Regions from separate parts of the Homo sapiens genome. Here region 2 is linked to region 1. A link is a contact called in ENCODE Hi-C or POLR2A ChIA-PET data. All regions are on one chromosome and are shown on one strand. The core of a region is the stretch at or near the end of the contact, and the rest is flanking DNA. Distances in the headings are between cores, read along the strand shown.

Evidence for each region. Hi-C counts contacts between places; a loop is a spot of excess contacts on that map. ChIA-PET counts read pairs that join two places held with the same protein, here RNA polymerase II (POLR2A).
Region 2: a loop to region 1 is called in a map of endothelial cell of umbilical vein, with 4 times the contacts of the local background. The contact joins two enhancer-like sites. A Hi-C loop is called at or near these places in 1 of 168 maps with a recorded cell type or tissue (endothelial cell of umbilical vein). POLR2A ChIA-PET finds 5 or more read pairs at or near these places in 1 of 52 experiments (BJ).

What each region holds. Positions count from the first base shown.
Region 1 is chr17:56,695,003-56,700,930 of GRCh38, reverse strand. No RefSeq gene overlaps it. Among named protein-coding and RNA genes, the nearest start is that of NOG, 100 kb to the right of the region's middle. RefSeq lists enhancers at 255-1,231, 1,008-2,207, 1,232-2,208. Within about 2 kb of position 1,515, at least 15 of the 41 ENCODE cell types and tissues checked have a DNase peak (open chromatin) inside an H3K27ac peak, as active enhancers do; they include endothelial cell of umbilical vein, where a contact is called at or near this core.
Region 2 is chr17:56,865,920-56,872,255 of GRCh38, reverse strand. It overlaps DGKE (diacylglycerol kinase epsilon), which reads right to left. Exons shown (of 12, transcript NM_003647.3): 12 at 2,689-6,336. All of the region lies in intron 1 of LOC124904037 (a long non-coding RNA gene), which reads left to right. It also overlaps the pseudogene RNU6-1158P. Among named protein-coding and RNA genes, the nearest start is that of MIR3614, 22 kb to the left of the region's middle. Within about 2 kb of position 4,060, at least 2 of the 41 ENCODE cell types and tissues checked have a DNase peak (open chromatin) inside an H3K27ac peak, as active enhancers do; they include endothelial cell of umbilical vein, where a contact is called at or near this core.

The DNA.
Region 1 (5,928 bases), core at 266-2,765:
CAGCAAACTATTGCAAGGACAAAAAACCAAACACCGCATGTTCTTACTCATAGGTGGAAACTGAGCAATGAGAACACACGGACACAGGAAGGGGAACATCACACACCGGGGACTGTTGTGGGGTGGTGGGAGGGGGGAGGGATAACATTAGGAGATATACCTAATGCTAAATGACGAGTTAATGGGTGCAGCACACCAACATGGCACATGTATACATATGTAACAAACCTGCACGTTGTGCACATGTACCCTAAAACTTAAAGTATAATAATAATTAAAAAAAAAAAAAAGAAAAGTGGGCTTCAGAGTTGGGGGAGCTGGAGTCTAATGTCAGCCTACCATCTGTTAGCTCTGTGACCTTAGGCAGCCCATGCCACCTCTCTGAGCCTCAGTATACTTGTCTAGAAGGTGGAAACGATTAGATCTACCTCACAGAACTATTGAGAGGGTTGGATGTGAGAGAAGTTGGCACAAGCCTGGTAAGTAAGAAGCACTCAATAGGTACTGGTTATTATTGTTACCAGTGTGAGATTTTTTTTTTGACCAAATCTCGCTCTGTTGCCCAGCCTGGGGTGCCGTGGTGCAATCTCGGCTCACTGCAACCACTGCCTCCCAGGTTTAAGCTATTCTCGTGCCTCAGCCTCCCCAGTAGCTGGGATTACAGGCGTGCACCTATTTATCATGCCTGGCTAATTTTTGTATTTTTGGTGGAGACAGGGTTTCACCATGTTGGCCACACTGGTCTCGAACTCCTGACCTCAGGTGATCCACCCACCTTTGCCTCCCAAAGTGCTGGGATTACAGGCGTGAGCCACTGCACGTGGCCACCAGTGTGAGATTTTGAGTCCATCTGCATATGGGGTACTGGGAGCAATACAGAAAACCAATGCTTTTAAACACTGCATTCTCAAGGTTTTTTTTTCCAAATGTACAACCTCATAATAATAATTCCAAGGTGTTATAATACTCTCAATTTGGTGATGAGGAAACTGAGGCATAAAGGGAGAAATGAGGACACTTAATGTCACAGCCGGCAAATGGTGAAGCCTGGACTTGAACCCAGGCCTCCTGAGTCCCAGTTCCGGAAAGCAACACAGGCGGCTGCTTTGATCTTCCAAAGCTGCTGTCCAACAATGTGCCAAGAGGAAGACAGAGCAGAGCTGCTCCTCTGGCCCGGCCCCTCCGCCCTGATTGCCGGGTGGCGGGCCTTGCAGGAGGAATTCGAGCGGCTGGCTTGTGCTCATGCCTGAGGAATGTCTTGAGAAGTCGTGCCTAAGCCCTCTGTATCTGACTCATCATCTCCCCGTCTCCAGGAGTGTCAGAGAAGAGCTCCCTTTATCCCTCCTGTCCTCGGTCCCAGGCTTTCATTTGTCAAACTAAAAATATTCCCTCCGGGAACCTCCTTTTGCCAGAGGCTGAACGAGGTATAAGGGGAAAGGCATTTTAGTGTCACTTCCTGACAGCGCCTTGTTATTGTTCCTGGGCCAGAGGAGCAGAGCCGGGTGGCAGGAGCAAGGCGCCTCTGTCATTCTTGGGCCGGGGCCAACCTGTTCACCTTTCTCCTGCAAGCAGCCTTCCCTTTTTCCTCTCTCAAAGCTCCAGACAATAGTCCATCAGTCTGACATGTAGCCTTGTCCCGGTCCCTTGGGGCTGTGTGTGATTCATGCCAGGTGAGGACTACAGAATGCCAACTTCATTTCCTTTGCAGCCTAAGGGCTGGCACAGTTTGCACTTGTCTGCAAGGCTAGTTTACTGATAAAGAGACGTAGAGCTCGAAGGTAAAGGAAAAAAAGGGTAAAACAGATGAAGGTGGAACTCCCCAAGTAGGACAATGGCAATATGGGGAAGCCATCAAGATTTGTCTCCTGTTTCTCTCCTTCCTTTCCTTTCTTCGTTCTGTCACTTCTGGCAGCCTGTTGGCCCCAGGGCTGATCCCAAGAGTCCATGACCTTGACTTGGCCTAAAATCTTGGCTCATAGCCATAGAGCCACCTCCCTGGCCCCACCAGGGAACCCACTTCCTCGGTGGAAATAGAGCATAGTGAAATCAAAGGAGCACAGAATTTGGATCCAGGCCCCCCTTACCAACTAGCTGTGTGAATTTGAGTAAGGTATCTCATTCTCTGAGCCTGTTTCCTCATCTATATGGGTGGATAATAGTACCCATTATACCAGGCTATTGTGAAGAATAAATAAGGTGGTGTGTATAAAATAAGTCATACTATGCCTGTCAAACAGTAGGGTCTTGAATCATCATCACCATCATTGTTCCTCCAAGACCTTGCAATGGTGCCACTGCACCACTGGAATCAGAAGACCTTGTTCTAGTTTCAGCTCTGCCATTAACCAGCTGTATGGCTCCAGGCAAATCCCCTAATGTCTCGGAATCACATGTATTAATTTGTAAAATAAAGAAGAATTTAGGCTTGATTTCCTCTAAGATGCTTCTAAGATCTAAAGTCTGTGGTCATCGAGATACCTGAGAGTAGACATTCATGGAAAATTTCATTCTTTTAAAGAATATAAGAATAACCTTAGTCTAGGCAACATAACAAAACCCCATCTCTAAAAAAATACAAAAATTAGACAAGCATGGTGGCACGTGCCTGTACTTTCCGCTACTCAGAAGGCTGAGGTGGGATGATCACTTGAGCCCAGGAGGCAGAGGCAGTAAGTTGAGATTGCACTACTGTACTCTGGCCTGGGTGACAGAGTGAGACCCTGTCTCAAAAAAAAAAAAAAAGAGTAAATTGGCCAGGTGCAGTGGGTCCTGCCTGTAATCTCAGCACTTTGGGAGGCTGAGGTGGGACGATCAATTGAGCCCAGGAGGCACAAGCAGTAAGTCGAGATCACACTACTGTGCTCTGGCCTGGGCACTTTGGGAGGCTGAGGTAGGAGGATTGCTTGAGCTCAGGAGTCCAAGACCAGCCTGGGCAACATAGGGAGACTCTGTTTCTACAAAAAATAAAAAAATTAGCTGGGCATGGTGGTGCCCTCCTGTAGTCTCAGCTACTTGTAAGGCTGAGGCAGGAAGGTTGCTTGAGCTGGGGAGGTCAAGGCTACAGTGAGCCGCGATCATGCCACTGCACTGTAGCCTGGGTGACAGAGTGAGGCCCTGTCTCAAAAAAAAAAAAAAAGAAAAAAGAAAAAAGAAAAAAAAAGTAACTGCTTGCTGTGGACTAAATTGTGTCCCCTCCAAATTCATAAGTTAAAGCCCTAACCCCCAATGTGACTATATCTTAAGATAAGATCTTTAGGACATAATTAAGGTTAAATGAGGTGGTACCCTAATTTAATAGGACTGTGGCCTTATAAAAAGAGGAAGAGCAAGAAATCTTCCCCTCTCCTGCCATGTGAGGACCCAGAGAGAAGGCAGCTGTCTGCAGGCCAGGTGGAGAGTCCTCACCAGGATCCGAACTTTGCCAGACTTTCGTCTTGGCTTTCCAGCCTCCAGACTGTCAGGAAATAAATTTCTGTTGTCTAGGCCACCCAATCTATGGTATTTTGTTCTGGCAGCCCAACTTGACTAATATACTGCTGAAGGAAGGCCATCTGGCAAGGGAGCATTGAGGCAGAGAACGTAGTATCCAGCAAATCCTGGATAACCCTCATTGAACTAAAGAGGAATGATGGAGTTTCTACAGGCAGAGGGAGAAGCCACACACACCCAGCCAACTTTGCAGTCAGAAACCAGCTGAAACACTGCTATTAAAAGAAGAAATTTGGTCGGGCTCAGTGGCTCATGCCTGTAATCCTAGCACTTTGGGAGGCTGAGGTGGGCAGATCACTTGAGGTCGGGAGTTTGAGACCAGCCTGACCAACATGGAGAAACCCCATCTCTACAAAAAATACAAAATTAGCTGGGCGTGGTGATGCATGCCTATAATCCCAGCTACTCGGGAGGCTGAGGCAGGAGAATCGCTTGAACCCAGGAGGCAGAGGTTGCTTAGGCAATAAGAGCGAAACTCTGTTTCAAAAAGAAGAAGAAGAAGAAGAGGAAGAAGAAGAAGAAGAAGAAGAAGAAGAAGAAGAAGAAGAAGAAGAAGAAGAAGAAGAAGAAGAAGAAACTCTATTTTCAAACATGAATAGTGATTAACTCAGGCTCTGGAGTGAGACAAGTTGAGTTTGAACCTGAGCCCTGTTGCATGCTGGCAGAGTGACTATAGAAAACTTAATTGACCTCTTTGGGTCTCATTTCCTCAGCTGTCAAATGAGTCGTTGCTGCTACTTCCTAGCTCTGTAGAGTAAATGTGATAATCTACACAACGTGCATAGTCCAGTGCTCCACACATAGTAGTACTTGATAAGTGTCGGCTGCTACTGGTAATAATGTCATATTGTAAATAATAATTATTAATTAATAATAGTTTCATTCATATAACTTGCTTCACGTGCTTAAGCTAAAAAATAAGCCCACGCTTCCTGTGTTATTCAAGCTGAAACTGATCATAACCCTGTCTCTCCATCAGAAGATTGCCTTTCCTTCCTGGTGTCTACGCTCCCACATTGAACTGAAGAGGAATGATGGAGTTTCAACTTATAGTTGCAACCCTCCAAATGCTTATTCATATTAGATCCAGTCCCACTGGGGATTCTATCAGATGCAGGTGTGCCACCAGGAAGCTGGTGAGGCCCTAGCTGTCCTGGGTCCACCTTTGCCACGTTAGTTGCTGGAGCAATGAATCTCCACCTGACATTCTCAGCTCCGGCTCTAGTCAAAGTCACGGCACGTTTTTCTGCTCCTTCTTGGGAGGGCCTTCATGTCCTTTCTGCTCAAGTGACCTCACTGTACAACCTCAATTCTTTAGGTTTTTGAATAATCTAAAATCCAAAAGCATTGATCTAATAGCCTTTTCAACAAATGATGCTGGAAAACTGGACACCCACATGCAAGAAACTGAAACTAGTGAGAGGCCTCCCACTCTTCATAAAAAATTAACTCAAATTGGATCCTAGATCTCAATGTAAAATATAAAATTATAAAACTCCTGGAAGGTAACACAGAATAAAATCTAGATAACCTTGAGTATGGTGATGACTTTTTAGATACCACAATAAAAGCATGATCTGTGAAATAAGTAACAGATAAGCTGGCTTTCATTAAAATTAAAAACTTCTGCTCTGTGAAAGACAATGTCTAAAGAAAGAGAAGACAAGTCACAAACTGGGAGAAAATATTTGCAAGAGACACATCTGATAAAGGAATGTTATTCAAAATATACAAAGAACACTTAAAACTCAGCAATAAAAAAGCAAACAACCTGATTAAAAAATGGTCCAAAGACTTTAACAGACACCCCATCAAAGAAGATATACAGATGGCAAATAAGCACATACAAAAAGGCTCTGCATTATATGTCATCAGGGAAATGCAAATTGAAATGACAATGAGATGCCACTACATACCTATTAGAATGGCGGAAATCCAAAACACTGATAACACCAAATGCTGGTGAGGATGTGGAGTGACAGGAACTTTCATTCATTGCTGGTGGGAATGCAAAATAGTATAGCCACTTTGGAAGATGGTTTGGCAGTTTCTTACAAAACTAAACATACTCTTACCATGCGATCCAGCAACCACACTCCTTGGTTTTTAACTAAATGAATTGAAAACTTATGTCCACACAAAAACTTGCACACAAATGTTTGCAGCAGCTTTATTCAAAATTGACAAAACTTGGAAGCAACCAAGATGTCCTTCAGGAGGTGAATGGATAAATAAACTGGGGTACATCCAGACAGTGGAATATTATTCATCGCTAAAAAGAAATGAGCTATCAAGCCACAGAAAGACATGGAGTAACCTTAAATGCATACTACTAAGGGAGAGAAGCCAAACTGAAAAGGCTACATACTGTAGGATTCCAACTACATGACATTCTGGGAAAGGCGCAACTCTGGAGACAGTGAAAAGATCATTGGTTGC
Region 2 (6,336 bases), core at 2,811-5,310, 170 kb before region 1:
TTCATCTTGTATGACAAATATATAAAGGTTTTTCCACCTAAATGATCAGAATGTTTTGGCTATGTCCTACCTAAAATGACCAGATGACTCTAAATGTTAGTCAAATTCTGAACCTCAGGTCACTTGTACATAAAGTGAGCCCTCAGAAATGAGCCTCCTGAGTGATCTCCAGACTCAATCATACAAGGGTTACAGATTTCACTCTTTTGTAAGAGCTCTTTTTCCTCAGCTGGGAGCCTCTGAATTGAAAAAATTGCTTGTTAGTATTTCAGCAACTCTTGAAAAAAGTTTTAGTGATACTTACGAATTTTCTTCAAGCAGTACAATATGAGATGAATAATTTCACCTCAGCAGTACCCCAAAGTAGGAGTTACTGACACTTCAGCTGCTCAGCAGGGAGAAGCTTACGGTGTTTTTATGTTAACAAAACATTAAGTGTTTGTTATATTTGATATTGTTGCCCAAAATGTAAAAGTTCCTAAAGAACACAAGGTTTTCATCTCATTAGCACTGCCTCCCTTGATTTATTCAGTTGGTTAAATCTTGGCTCCTGGGAATCTTTACTCAGGGTTTTCAATCCTTTGCTATTATTCTTCTTGTAGTTATTGTGTTTACCCATACACAGTGGGTACCCATACACAATGGCTTACCCAACACAGTGCATTGTATTTTCTCAATAATTTTTAAAATTTATTTTTGAGCGACAGTGTCGTGCTCTTTGACCCAGGCAGGAGTACAGTGGTGCAATGCTACCTCACTGTAGCCTGGAACTCCTGGACAAAAGTGATCCTCCCACCTCCGTCTCCTGAGTAGCTGGGACTACAGGTGTGCATCACCACACTCAGCTAATTTTTTTTTTTCCAATTTAGAAAGTTTATTTTGCCAAGATTAAGGACATGCATGGGCACGGGACACAGCCTCAGGAGGTCCCTGATGACATGTACTCAAGGTGATCAGGATTCAGCTTGCTTTTATATGTAAAAATATGGAACATTTCATGAATTTGCATGTCATCCTTGTTCAGGGGCCATGCTAACCTTCTCTGTATTGTTCCAATTTTAGTATATGTGCTGCTGTAGTGAGCACTACCCAGCTAATTTGTATTTTTTTGAGATGAGGTCTCAGTCTGTCACCCAGGATGGAGTGCTGTGGCGCAATCTCGGCTCACTGCAACCTCTGCCTCTCAGGCTCAAGTGACCCTCCTCCATCAGCCTCCCGAGCAGCTGGGACCAGAGGTGTGTGCCACCACGCCCGGCTAATTTTTTGTATTTTTGGTAGAGATGGGGTTTCAATATGTTGCTTAGGTTGGTCTCGAACTCCTGAGCTCTAGCAATCCACCTGCCTTGGCCTCCCACAATTCTGGGATTACAGGTGTAAGCCTCCATACCCAGCCCTGCCCAGCTAATTAAAAAAAAATTTTTTTTTTTTTGTAGACATGGGGTCTTGTTACATTGTCTAGCTGGTCTTGAACTCCTGCTCAAGCAATTCCCCTACTCTGGCCTCCAAAGTTCTGAGATTACAGGTGTTATTCACAGAGGCTGGTCCTTTCAAGGATGTTTAAGTGCTTTCCAGTAGTCACTCATATGTCAAAAGATTGCCGTAAGGATCAGACAACTGGAGGAAACCAGCATGGACTATGTCATTCCCGAGGGTGACTCTGAGCCCTAGGGCAGCTATTGATAAACATCTGACTCTTCTTCCTAGACTATGTCAATAGTGGTAACTGAGAGTAATGCTATGCCATTTGGTCACACTCTCAGCTTGCGGACGGGGTGACTAAAAGTGGGGAACTGTCAAAGCAAAATTAAAATGGAAACTAGGCTTGAAACATTCCTGAGCAAACAAACCAACTAGGCCTTAAAAATAGCCCTAACCTACTTAAACTGTAAACATAAATGAAACTTAACTTGGGTCATTTTTGGTAAATGCTTATGTTAGATACAAAACTTAACCTCAGCCAATCATAAGCAGCCAACTAACATGATCATGAGACTGGGGACTTTCCAAGAAAGTAAGCCAAAAAAGGCAACCAATCAAATCATTTCTTAATTTTGCTTCTGTATGCACTCTATGAATACTTGCCTCTGATGTTGTGTCATTGAAACACTAAATCCTCATTGGGTTTGGGGTTTCCCAAGTCACGAATTGCTTCTTAAGTACATTCTAAAATTTTATTGTGCCTGCTTTTTTTTCTTTTACAATAGTCCATGTGTAATACTTTTAGCTCATCATCTCCAAACTCCTTCCATGAGTAACTTTTTGGTATATGATGTTTCCTTGTACAGGGAATTCCTCAGACAGCCGCATAAGCCCTAGTCCTAGTGCTCAGAACAATGACACGTCTGCCAATATTTAACACTTTTAAAATACTGTTGGTGGTGGTTGTGTTGATGATGAAAGGCAGTGGGGAGGATGGCCTGGGTTCAATCTCTAGCTCCGGGCTATCAATGTATATAACATGGAGCCAATAATGTCTACCTCACAGAAATACAGATTATAAAATAAAAAGTAAAAGCATGTGACACCTAACTGTACAATAAATGTGTGAAGCTGTTTAAGTCCAAACATGGATCATTACATGTAAGATGGCCTATGTGTGAACATCAGCAGCTATCACAGCCACGTTCACATATATGTAAATTATCAAGGGGCATTACGCTTGGCACTGTTTAAAAGAAAGCAGGCAAGTGATCAAGTGAATTTTTATTACAAAAATTTTATAAAAATGGATTTCCAGGTAAAGATGGCAGAATAAAGCAGGACTACAGAATATTCTTCCTCTAATGCCTAATAAAATGAATAAAAGATGTTACATGCCACAGTACATTTTTCAGATCGTTACTGATAAATCAGAAAGCTTTATGAAAATCCAGATGGAAGGAAACACACAGTTCTGCCATGCATATTAAGATGCATTCACTCTCCTGCCCTAATAATTATCATATAACCTTATGGTAGACGATAGTCAATTAGTTGCCAACCAATACTTAAAAATTAGATTTCATATACTCTAAACTTCTGTCTTTTCTAGAAAAATAAATTGTTTACACTAGGCCTGCTTCCCAGGAATCATGTGCTCCAGTTTACCGAAGTCTCTACAACTCTTACCTTCGTTGCTTGCCCAGCTCCTGTAAGCACTTGCAACCCGTAGGTGGGCATTAATTCCCATTCTTACAGAGAAAGAAAATTTGAGGCTCAGGAAGAACAAGTGTTAAGTTACAGTAGTAGAGGCTGGGTTTCCATTCAGGTATTTCAAATAAGTGATACATTTTTCCATACTCTACCAACTGAAAATAAGGTGAATTCACCTTTGATCCCACTTACTGCTCTACTCTGCCAGGAGCCAGTTTATATGCGTGAGAATGAATGTTTCTCCTAACACACGTGTATGATTCTGTGCTCTTAGGCTACAAAAGCCATGCAATATGAATTTTTTATTCTTTCTGTCTAAAAGTATGTGATCAGAACTTGCCACATATATGTTTGCCCTGCTGTAGACCAAGAACCACTTTTTGGGACACTAAGTCAAAGCTGCTTATTGTATCTCATGGTTGTGTCAAAAAACTACACAGTATCATACTTACGTGCTGCACTTTTAATTTTATTAAAAAAGAAGCAAGTATCTTCAACATACCAAATGCTTTCACATTTCTGCCTGCAGGCACTGACCACAAAAATACAGACCCAACACAACAAAAGCAATTAACACAAGATAATTAAGTGGTAGTTACAAGTGGTGGGCAGGGGAAAGTGCAAGAGGCCAGCTGGCTGAGCAAGTGGAGTCATCACATGTGTCCTCAACATTGTGGGTTTAGGGATCCAGTGCAATCAGTTCACTTCTAAGAGGACTGGGGTTGAGGACTCGAGCTAGGCTGCTCTAAACTTGTACAAACAGAATTACAAATCAGAGTGCCAATTTATCTGTAGGGTTTGTTTAAGCAGTTCAGATCTGAAAGACTGCTGGCAGAGCCCTGAACTGGACTGAGAACAAACGTTTTTATGAGCCATCATCATCCACCTCCACAAAGTGCCTGCCTTACTCTAGGGTTTTTCTCAGCCAAATCTACTCATCTGATCAGGATGCCCTCTTGCCTGGACAATGTCAGAGGAACAAGGAAAACAACTGAGCTTTCCAGCTCTTCCTTTTCAACATTCCATGTTAGTCACCAAAAAGTAACACATAATGGAAATTCTCTAGATTACAGCTTATTTCCTGTTTAGTGCATTCTGTGTTGATGTCGTCCTTTAACAGTGAGGTAGCTCAGGGCATCCTTAGAGAGACTGAAGTGTTCTTGGTCTGATATCTGATACCAGCAACACATTTCTTTCTTTTTTTTTTTTTTTGAGATGGAGTCTCACTCTTTGGCCCAGGCCCCACTGCAGTGGCACTATCTCGGCTCGCTGCAAGCTCCGCCTCCCTGCAAGCTCTGCCTCCCGGGTTCACGCCATTCTCCTGCCTCAGCCTCCCGAGTAGCTGGGACTACAGGTGCCCGCCACCATGCCCGGCTAAATTTTTGGATTTTTAGTAGAGGCGGGGTGTCACCGTGTTAGCCAGGATAGTCTCGATCTCCTGACCTCGTGATCCACCTGCCTCAGCCTCCCAAAGTGCTGGGATTACAGGCGTGAGCCACCACGCCCGGCCTTTTTTTTTTTGAGATGGAGTCTTGCTCTGTTGCCCAGGCTGGAGTGCAGTCATGTGATCTCCGCTCACTGCAAGCTCTGCCGCCTGGGTTCGAGCAATTCTCGTGCCTCAGCCTCCTGATTAGCTGGGATTAAAGGCATGTGCCAATGTACCTGGCTAATTTTTTTTGTATTTTTAGTAGAGACGGCGTTTCACCATGTTGACCAGGCTTGTCTCAAACTCCTGACCTCAGGTGATACGCCTCCCTTAGCCCCCCAAGTGCTGGGATTACAGGTGTGAGCCACCGTGCCCAGCCTCAGCAGCACATTTCTATTTATAGTTTCTAGGTGATTTATTTTCTGCAGACTTTCTTGCATATGGTTAAGCCCAATCATTTCATTTAAGTTTTATAAACGTCTGTATTAGAGGATGGCATTTTAAAATTCTTTCCCCAGAACCCTGGAATGTACCTTTCTGGGCTATGCAAGCCTCATGCACTGACTACACAGGGCCACATGGGTAAATATATATGTATTGATGTGTATTTACATATCAAAAATTAAATAGACTATATGCTTAAATTAGAAACACAAAGAACAAAGGCTAAGTTCACTGCTTTACTATTCAATAAAATAGCTTTAAAAACTGTGAAACAGCCAAGTGGCCACATTCTAAACAGCGACGGAGACCTCCAAAATATTCTGTCCACCAAAAAAACACGAAGTTTCTGAATATGTAAAAATTAGTAGAAAATCAATTAGGTGACAAAGTCATTATAGTAGTGGCTTTCAAACCCTTTATAAAAAATAGCAGAATCATTTTAAATGTGGAATTATTTTATCTACTGAGATCTGAAGCAGCACTCAGTATACACAAGTGTGGCTGCATTGACTGCAGTGAGAAGGCAGGCGCCTCCATGGCTCACTGCCCCTTGGAGGCGCACTGCACTAACTCCTGAAGCAACTCCTTGTCCCCCAACACTGCATGGGTCACAGTCCAAAAACTGATTCCACATATGAATCATACCAATTTTTATGTAACAGAGTTCAGACAAATATATCAATTTGGGTATGATACAAATAAGTTTTTCATAGAGTTCTTTTAGAAAAGTGATTTTGAGGGAAGAGGACAGCGGAGTAGAAGAAAAACAATTTTAAGAACATACAATTAATTCAATTTTTCGGCATGGTATCCCACCTAGCAAAAGCCCTAGGTGAATACATGAGGTTCAGACCAGAAGCTTTCAAATTTCAGTATGCTTAAGAATCGCCTGAGGCGCTTGTTAATAAAAACAGAGATTTCTATGTTGCATCTCCAGAGACAGGGAATCATTAAGTTAAGGGTTGGGCTCAGGAATCCATACTTTCAACAGCCTGCCCAGGCATTCTGATGCTGCAGATAGCCTGCAGCGCGTACTCTGAAGAACAAGAGAAAGGCTTCAAGGGAAAAATTGAAAAAGACAGGGGGACACTGTTTAAAAGCAAAACCCAAACCACCTTTTCTGTCTTGTTGCTGAGAATGAATTCAGATTGGGATAAACAACCTTTTCTTTCTTTTTAAATATCTAGATATTTTAAATATATCTACTTATATTCCACTGTCCTCAACTGGGTAGAAATATTAAAAAAATTATCAATATAAAATGCTGGTTCTTGCTTCAATATTATCATTTTGAAGGAAAACCACACAAAACCATTACCCATTCTAATGACTTT